Linked DNA regions of Mus musculus: region 2 is linked to region 1. The links are chromatin loops, found by intact Hi-C in ENCODE. Cell type or tissue: left cerebral cortex. All regions are shown on one strand.

What was found. Peaks named below come from ENCODE experiments on the same cell type or tissue, not always from the same donor. Only the 100,000 strongest peaks of a DNase experiment are listed, where the experiment ranks them.
Region 2: it touches region 1 in a loop (6-fold over the local background); 13 of 42 quality-filtered maps call a loop at or near these places.

What each region holds. Positions count from the first base shown.
Region 1 is chr2:121,099,831-121,103,830 of GRCm38, reverse strand. Tgm7 (transglutaminase 7) reads left to right here. Exons shown (of 13, transcript NM_001160424.1): 6 at 1-4; 7 at 2,734-2,872. Among named protein-coding and RNA genes, the nearest start is that of Tgm7, 15 kb to the left of the region's middle. In left cerebral cortex, a CTCF peak has its summit at 1,599 (motif pointing right); a DNase peak (open chromatin) is centred at 1,620.
Region 2 is chr2:120,975,612-120,979,611 of GRCm38, reverse strand. It overlaps Tmem62 (transmembrane protein 62), which reads right to left and starts at 2,550. Exons shown (of 14, transcript NM_175285.3): 1 at 2,134-2,550; 2 at 1,802-1,913; 3 at 344-481. The coding sequence starts at 2,313. In left cerebral cortex, CTCF peaks have their summits at 833 (motif pointing left), 2,088 (motif pointing left) and 3,091 (motif pointing left); DNase peaks (open chromatin) are centred at 1,951, 2,429 and 3,100; H3K4me3 peaks cover 1,857 bases; H3K27ac peaks cover 1,328 bases.

The sequences.
Region 1 (4,000 bases):
ACGGGTGAGTGAAGTCTCACCCATTGATTCTTCCTGATTTCCCCTTCAGACCAGGTCATGATAATACCTACTCTCAGAGTCCATTGCAGCTCATGAAAGGTCTAGAGTTCACCAATGGTCCATGGCTAAGGTGCAGTGTGTAGCTGAGTTCATTACCTGCATACCAACCAGTCTTTGCAATCATTTTATCTTCTCTTTGATGAAGACTATTAACAGTGGATACCTGAGCATGGTGGAGCATGCTTCTAATCCTAGCATTTGAGAGGTGGGATCAGTTGGATTAGGAGCTTCCTTGGTTACATAGGGAGTTAGGCTAACCTACACTAGATGAGATCTTGCCTGAAGAGATAGACAGACAGACAAAATGGTGGCCATTTGGATAGAACAACTTGCAGTCCCTACAAAGGCAGAACCCTTCTTCCTACCACCTGCTCAGCTCAAGATGAGTCTGCAGTGGGCCAACAGGTGGAAGATGGAGCTTCGAGTAGGTATATCCCAGATTGCCTGACCACACACATAGACCTCCCCAAGAGACTTGACTTATAGTTAGAGCTTTGCTGCCTTGCTAACTACCTTTTGAGGATCAGGGGCACTTTACTCAGCTGAGTGCATTCTCAACTGTTTAGAATGCAGTGCCAAATTCTTGGCCCAAGTATCTGGAAAGATGGAGAGCCTAGAGTACCTGTCTCCCTCATGCAAAGCAGAGCTTCCATGGGGCTATCTGCTCACACCCTATGCTAGGTGTTTGCTGAGACTCCCTAAGAGAAGGGGGTGGGACATGGGATGAGAACAGGCTGCTGTTTATGGCTGACTCTCTGAGGGGAAGCATAGTCTTACAGTTAGGTTCTGGGGCCTCAGATGCAGAGATATAAATCTGAGTAGACATCAGGAGATCTTATCAGCTTACTCGTGAGGTGAGGCTGTGGCTACTCTGGCCTCCTGTAGCCCCCATTCTGCCTTGGCCTGGAAAGTCCCCAGTTGTAGCCAGGTGGTCGTTGCGACATTCACCCTGGACCTTCTGATCCTAGGAAGAGCAGGAAAAGGACTAGACCTATCACTTAGGCCCCTCTCCAAGTCCTTCTGTCCTCACAGGCCACACACAGAGTGTCGGGGATGTTGAATAGAGAGAGCCATTAATCTGCCTTTGGCTACCTGCAGGCCAGGTTTGAGTCTGTTTACCCTGCAGGTATGTGGAAAGTCCAGGCGCAGTGCTGGAGAAGTCACCCAACTGTGACAGGTGGTTCTGATGGGGGCTTTTCAGTGCTTGGAGACATAAAGATTCTTATTCTTATTCCTTTTACTTAAAAATCAAGCAAGCAAACAAACAAACCAAAACAACATTGTGACCTTCTCAGCATCCCCATTAGACACTGTCTGTCCTCCTAGGAAGAGTGGGTAGAACAGACGTCTTCTGAACTTACCATACTGACAGGGGTGAGGACCTAGTCCCAAGACATGCTCGGCTCTTGACTACACGTGGTTGTAGGCAGCTAGTAGGTGTGTAAGCATGGGAGAAGCTTGCCTGGTTGTAGGCAGTTAGAAGGTGTGTAAGCATGGGATAATGTCTGCTATGAGCAATCACAGCTTTACGTACCTGAGGAGCCACAAGAGGGAGCTGCTGGCTTATCAAAGACGGTAAGCAGTTCTTTATCTCTGCTGTCACCCACGGTATTTCTACAGAGAATAAATGTTCTATCATAGCCACTCTCTTACTGTTTAGCTATTTATATAGGATGCAGTGCTGAGGAACGAACTCAGAACCTTGTACGTGGCGGGCCAGCACTCTGCCACTTAGCTACATGCCCAGCCCTCTAATTTTCATCTTTCTTTCAACTCTTTTAAGTAGAATGACAGACTCAGAATTTCAGAACTGAAAGCCAGGCAGTTCAGCTCTTCACTTTCTTATTTACAAGGAGACTAACCAAAGAAGTTAAGCCGCGTACCCCAGGTCACACAGTTTCTCTTTTGAAACTGGTCAACTTTTTTTTTTTCCTTTTAAAATTCTCATGTGTTTTGGGCTCATTGCTTTTAACTTGGAGAGCTGCTGAGAAAAAAAAAAAGAGCAGGGGAGGGGAAGTTAATTATTGTTTTAAGTTGCTCACAAATGATTTCTTCCACTTTGTGGATGGATGCCACTGGTAGGCAGGTAAACAGGTGGGCAGGTGGGCAGGTCGGCAGGTGGGCAGGTGAGCAGGTGGGTAGGTGGGCAGGTGGGTAGGTGGGCAGGTAAACAGGTGGGCAGGTGAGCAGGTGGGTAGGTGGGCAGGTGGGCAGGTGAGCAGGTGGGTAGGTGGGCAGGTGAGCAGGTGGGCAGGTAAACAGGTGGGCAGGTGAGCAGGTGGGTAGGTGGGCAGGTGAGCAGGTGGGTAGGTGGGCAGGTGAGCAGGTGGGTAGGTGGGTAGGTGGGCAGGTGAGCAGGTGGGCAGGTGATCAGGTGGGTAGGTGGGCAGATGGGCAGGTGAGCAGGTGGGTAGGTGGGCAGGTAAACAGGTGGGCAGGTGAGCAGGTGGGTAGGTGGGCAGATGGGCAGGTGAGCAGGTGGGTAGGTGAGTAGATGGGCAGGTGAGCAGATGGGCATGTGGGTAGGTAGGCAGTTGGGCAGGTGGGCAGGAACTTCTCTTCGTCCCACCCTTTGGGAATAAAACAGTTGCTGCAAGTTTGAAGGCGAGAAACAGTGCGTGAAACATAATTCTGCCTGACATGAGCTCAGCCATTTCTCTTTCCTCTCTGTAGTAATGAGATGCTTAGGTGTTCCAACCCGAGTCGTTTCCAATTTCCATTCTGCACACAACACAGATGGAAACTTGACCATCGACACCTACTATGATCGAACCGCAGAAATGCTGACGGCTCAGAGGCCAGACAAAATCTGGTAAGAGGTTTAGTTTGCAACAGCTCAGCACTGTCCCAGGTAGGGGATGAAACGGATTCGCTTGCCTTGGATGTGTGACTGTCCTGTAATATCTTTTTGGTGATGCTTAGAGAATTCCTTGGCCTAGGAGGCTGATCTGGCTAATTAGATCATCAAAGGAAACTCGTTCAGACATCTTAGGCATTGGAATATCGTCCTGCACTCTTGGGACATGTGAACAGCTGTGTGTCACTGGCCTTTCCGAGGCTTTGGTTGTTAGCAGTCAGTCTCCCACACCCTCACGAGGCAGAGCCAGGACTTACTGGTCTATATTTCTCTGCTTAGCTCCTCTGTGGGGCTAGGGCAGAGGGAGCTTTATCTATGCATCTCTGTTCTCTTCCTCCCTGCCCCACCCTGGGTCTGCTTTCCTGCTCTCTTTCCTATTAATTTCCAGGTGTGAGAAACAGAGACGCACTCTCCCCATCCCCAAGCTCTGCCTAATGTTTGGCTGTGGGTCTCTGCATCTGTTTCCATCATTTGCTGGGTGAAGTGTTTCTGATGACAATTGGCAATTACTTTTTTAAAATTCCGTTTTCTCTTTTGCTGCCTCCAGCTTTTTATTCATTTGCATACAATTTTATATATCATAGTTAAAAACTCATTTACATGTAAAGTATTTTATTTTATTGCCTGGTACTATGTTATAAAATGACATTTTAAAAATTATTTATTTTATTTCCTTGTATAATTGTAGTATTCACATCTTTTCAAGGAAACTTCTCTTTGCAACAGGTGGAGACCAGTACAGAAAACCACAACCAATCAAAATGCAGAGTTGTGGAGCCTAGTCCCAACAGATACATAAGAGTGTTTTAAACAAGTTATATTATATTATATTATATTATATTATATTATATTATATTAAGCACATTCCTCCCAGACCCTGGCCTCCTCCTTTTCCCCTTCTCTTGTCCCCTTTGTTCCCCTAGACAGTTTCACTTGTATTTTCATATATGTGTGTATGTATATAATATATACATGTATACTTTTATGTATCTATAAAAATCTAATGGCTGGCAAGATTGCTCAGTGGGTAAAGATGCTTTTTGCCGAAAGACCCAGAACCTACAAGGAAGAAGGAAAGAACTG
Region 2 (4,000 bases), 120 kb after region 1:
GAAAACACTATATCAACTTTCACTGGAAAGGCCAACAATGACATCTCCATCTCAATGTTCTTTGTTTTTTGTTTTTTTTTTTTTTTTGTTTTGTTTTGTTTTTTGAGACAGGGGCTTTGCTATGCAGCCTAGCTGACCTGGAACTAGTCTGGCCCCAAACTCACAGAGCTCTACCTGTCTCTGATGTCTTAATATCGTATTTTATAGCTGCACATAAGAGATTTGGCCTTCACTATGTCCAAATTTATGTTACAATTTTCCATTTTATAACTCTATAATCTAAACTAGAAAAATCTATATTTTTGAAGGAAGCTATATTCTATTCTGCTCTTGGCAGATTTACCATGATTTCCTTTGATATCCAGCCACTTGGTTTTTTCCATGACTCTTGTCTTTTTCAGAATTCTCTGGTAAGTTTGCCATTCTACTTCATGTTGTCTGGATCCCAAGTGTTCCTTTGTTTTGGCATCTGTCAGGTCTCCTGTGGGTTTACACAGAATGGACTTGAAATGTAAAATAAACTCCAGGGGACTCAAACAAGCATGTTCAACACAAATTTGTAAACTATTCAGCACGAATACAAAAATCAATTGAGTCCACATATGTCCAAAGCAAACCATTTAAGCCATTTAAACTAACAAGATTATCTCAGCAAGGGTATTGTTATTATAGGTTAACAAGTGTTTGTGTAGTCTATAGCGATATTAGGAGTGAGTTGTGGGGGGAGGGGAATGACTTAAAGAGCCCACTACAATGGCCTAGAGAGATGGCTGCTCTTCCTGAGGTCCTGAGTTCAATTCCCTATAACCACATAATGACTCACAACAATTTATAATGAGATCTAGTGCCCTCTTCTGGCATGCAGGCAGAACATGATATACATAATAAGGAGAGAGAGAGAGAGAGAGAGAGAGAGAGAGAGAGAGAGAGAGAGAGAGAGAGAGAGAGAGAGAGAGAGAGAGAGAGAGAGAGAGAGAGAGAGAGAGAGGGAGAGAGGGAGAGGGAGAGAGAGAAAAGAGACACAGTACAAAATTCAATGAAACTCCTTTGTGTGATGTTGCAACATTGTAGCAAGTGCCTATTACCTATTGCAACAGTTGTTTTCCAACCCCTAAACCAGGATTTATGCTGTGACCAAGCATTATTTCAGAGCAAAAAACAATCTAGTTTGACCAATGAAATGCTAAAGTTTCTAGGAAGTAAACAGAACACCTGAAGCAGGGACTTATTCATTATCTGAGGACAGATACTTCATCTTAGTAAGAGACATGTTTCAGAAGGGTGAGTGACAGCCGAGCCACCCAAAAAACAGAACACAGAACACAACTCTTTGGAGCTTTTCCTACCCAACCTTTGGGCTCACACGTGCACAGGTTTGAAGAGTCCTCAAACAACTGAAAACATAACCTCCTTGTACAGAAAAATATAAGTCAGCAAAGGAGAGCTTTTGATTCCCGGTTATAGGGCACCCCCTAATATTCAAATTCATCAGGACATCATCACCATCAATACACGCGCACGTGCGCACACACCCACACATAAACACACACACACACAACACAAATATGGCAGACAACATCTGGTCGTAAGCATCACAAGCCTTATTCCTACTGAGAAAAACCTTGAGATGGCAAAGCATTTAGCCTGGATCCTGACTCCATTATCCACCACTTCAAAGGGCTCACTGACGGTCTAGGGCCAGAGTTGCCAACACCCTCAAGCGAATAGCTGCTGCCCATTCTACCATCAGGACCATAGAACACCACCACCGCACCGCACACAGCACAGGAATCCTTCCTACCAGTGGCCAGGACAAGAGCCGGTTGAATGATGTCAATAGTTTCCGAACAGAACTTCTCTAAGGCCAGCGCTCTGCCTGGATCTTGAAATCTGCTCAGGTGAATGTCGGATATCTGTCAAAAGCAGGCATTGGACAGACACGTTATCTGAGTCAGGAAGAGCCGCACCGACACGGGTGGCCCGTCAGCTCTCGGGGAGCGGAAGGGAAAGAAAAAGATGCCCTAACGAACCCCGGGGAAGGAGAGCCGAGCCTCCCGGCGGACTGCGACCGAGGCCCCCTGCTGGGCGAGCCCGCCCCGCGCTGTGCCCTCCCCTGGCCTCCCGCCACTTCACCTGCAGCCCCCAGAAGATGTTGTTGGCTTCCGAGCCCGGGGCGGGGTGCGGCCTCTGGGAGCCTCTGGGCTTCGGCAGCGGCGTAGTCGGCCCAGCCAGGCCGTAGTGCTCCAACAGCAGGGCGGCCACCGCGGCCGCCGCCAGCCCTGCCACCACCCGGACCGCCAGCATTCTCGCCATCTCGGCGCAGCCCCGGAGCGCTCCGGCCCGCACTTCCGGCCTCTGTGGCCTCCCGCCGCCTCCGCAACTCGCCTCAGCCCAGGCCTCCGCGCCGCGGCAGCCCGGTTGCCCGGCGTTTGACAACCTAGTGAGGACCAGGAAGAGCCAAGCGAGGGGGTGGCAGGGAGGCAGCTCGCCACCTGGCTCCACCAGGGTCTGGCATCCCTGACCGTGGTGCGACCTCAGCACCTGTAAAGCGAAGTTAATGACACCTTGCGTGCGTGCGGGGTGCTTGTGAGAATCAAAGTGAGTATCAGGACGCCTCTTAAAGTACAAATGCGACGGGCGGCTCACTCTGGCTCCTTCACGAATAACATAACCCCACAGGATTCCTTATCTTGTGGAAATTATCTTTTTCCTTAATCTGATTTTATATGTACTTGTTATGGTATTGTGGCACTGTAGTATACTTGTAAATTAACTTTTTCTATTGCCTGAAGCAGAATTAGAGTCTAGTCGTGGCCTTAATTTATCAAACCTACTTCTTTATTGTTGGCTTTCAACTCTTTAATATGTGTTGCTATTAAGAATAAACATTTTTATACAAATCGTGCTTTAAACAATATTTCCTTGGGATATATTGTCAGTGTTGTAATTTTTCAATCAGTTCAACATCTCTGGACTGTAATAAGCCATTGATGCAAACAGAAAACATAAGGGAGCATTTCCAGTGTGGTTCCCAGCACCTACATTAGAAGGCTTCTGACCACAAGCGCCAGGGAATACAACGCCCCCTTCTGTTCTCTATAGAGAATGCACTGGGTTGCATAAACCCACTTTCAGACACACATATAATTAGTACAAAAATAAAATATTTTTAGGTGGGTGTGATGGCACACACTTTTAATGCCAGCATTTGGGAAACAAACGCAGGAAGATTTCTGTGAGTTCGAGGCCAGCTTGGTCTACATAATGAGTTTCAGGACAGCTGGGACTATGTAGAGAGACCCTATCCCCCCAAAAAATTAATTACAATTTTTAAAAAGATTTACATGTTGATTTTATGTATGTGAGTACACAGTCACCCTCTTCAGACTCACCAGAAGAGGGCATCCGATCCCATTACAGATGGTTGTGAGCCACCATGTGGTTATGGGAATTGAACTCAGGATCTCTGGAAGGGCAGTCAGGGCTCTTAACTGCTGAGCCATCTCTCCAGCCCCTACAAAATATTTTTTAGAATCTTTATTGTTATCATATGGGTATGAGTATCTTGCCTGCATGTATGTCTGTGTACCATGTGTGTGAATTGCCCATGGAGGACAGAAGAGGGCACTGAATCCCTTCGCACTGGAGTTGCAGACTGTTGTGAAGGACTATGTAAGTGCTGAGAGCGGAATCTCAATCCTCTGTAAGAGCCACAAGTACTCTTAACCACTGAGGCACTTCTTCAGCCCTTAAAAATAAAATGTTAAAAAAATTTAACTGTAAAAGGAAAATAAAGATACTAGAAACAATTCACAATACAAACCTTTAAAATAAGCCAAGCTTAGTGGCTCAAGCCTTTAATTCAGCACATGGAGACAGAGACAGGATGATCTCTGAGTTAGAGGCCAGTCAAGGCTACATAATGAGATTCTGTCTCAAATAAAACAAAATTTTAAAAATCTTTAAAATGACACACACAACAGAATATCATACAATAACT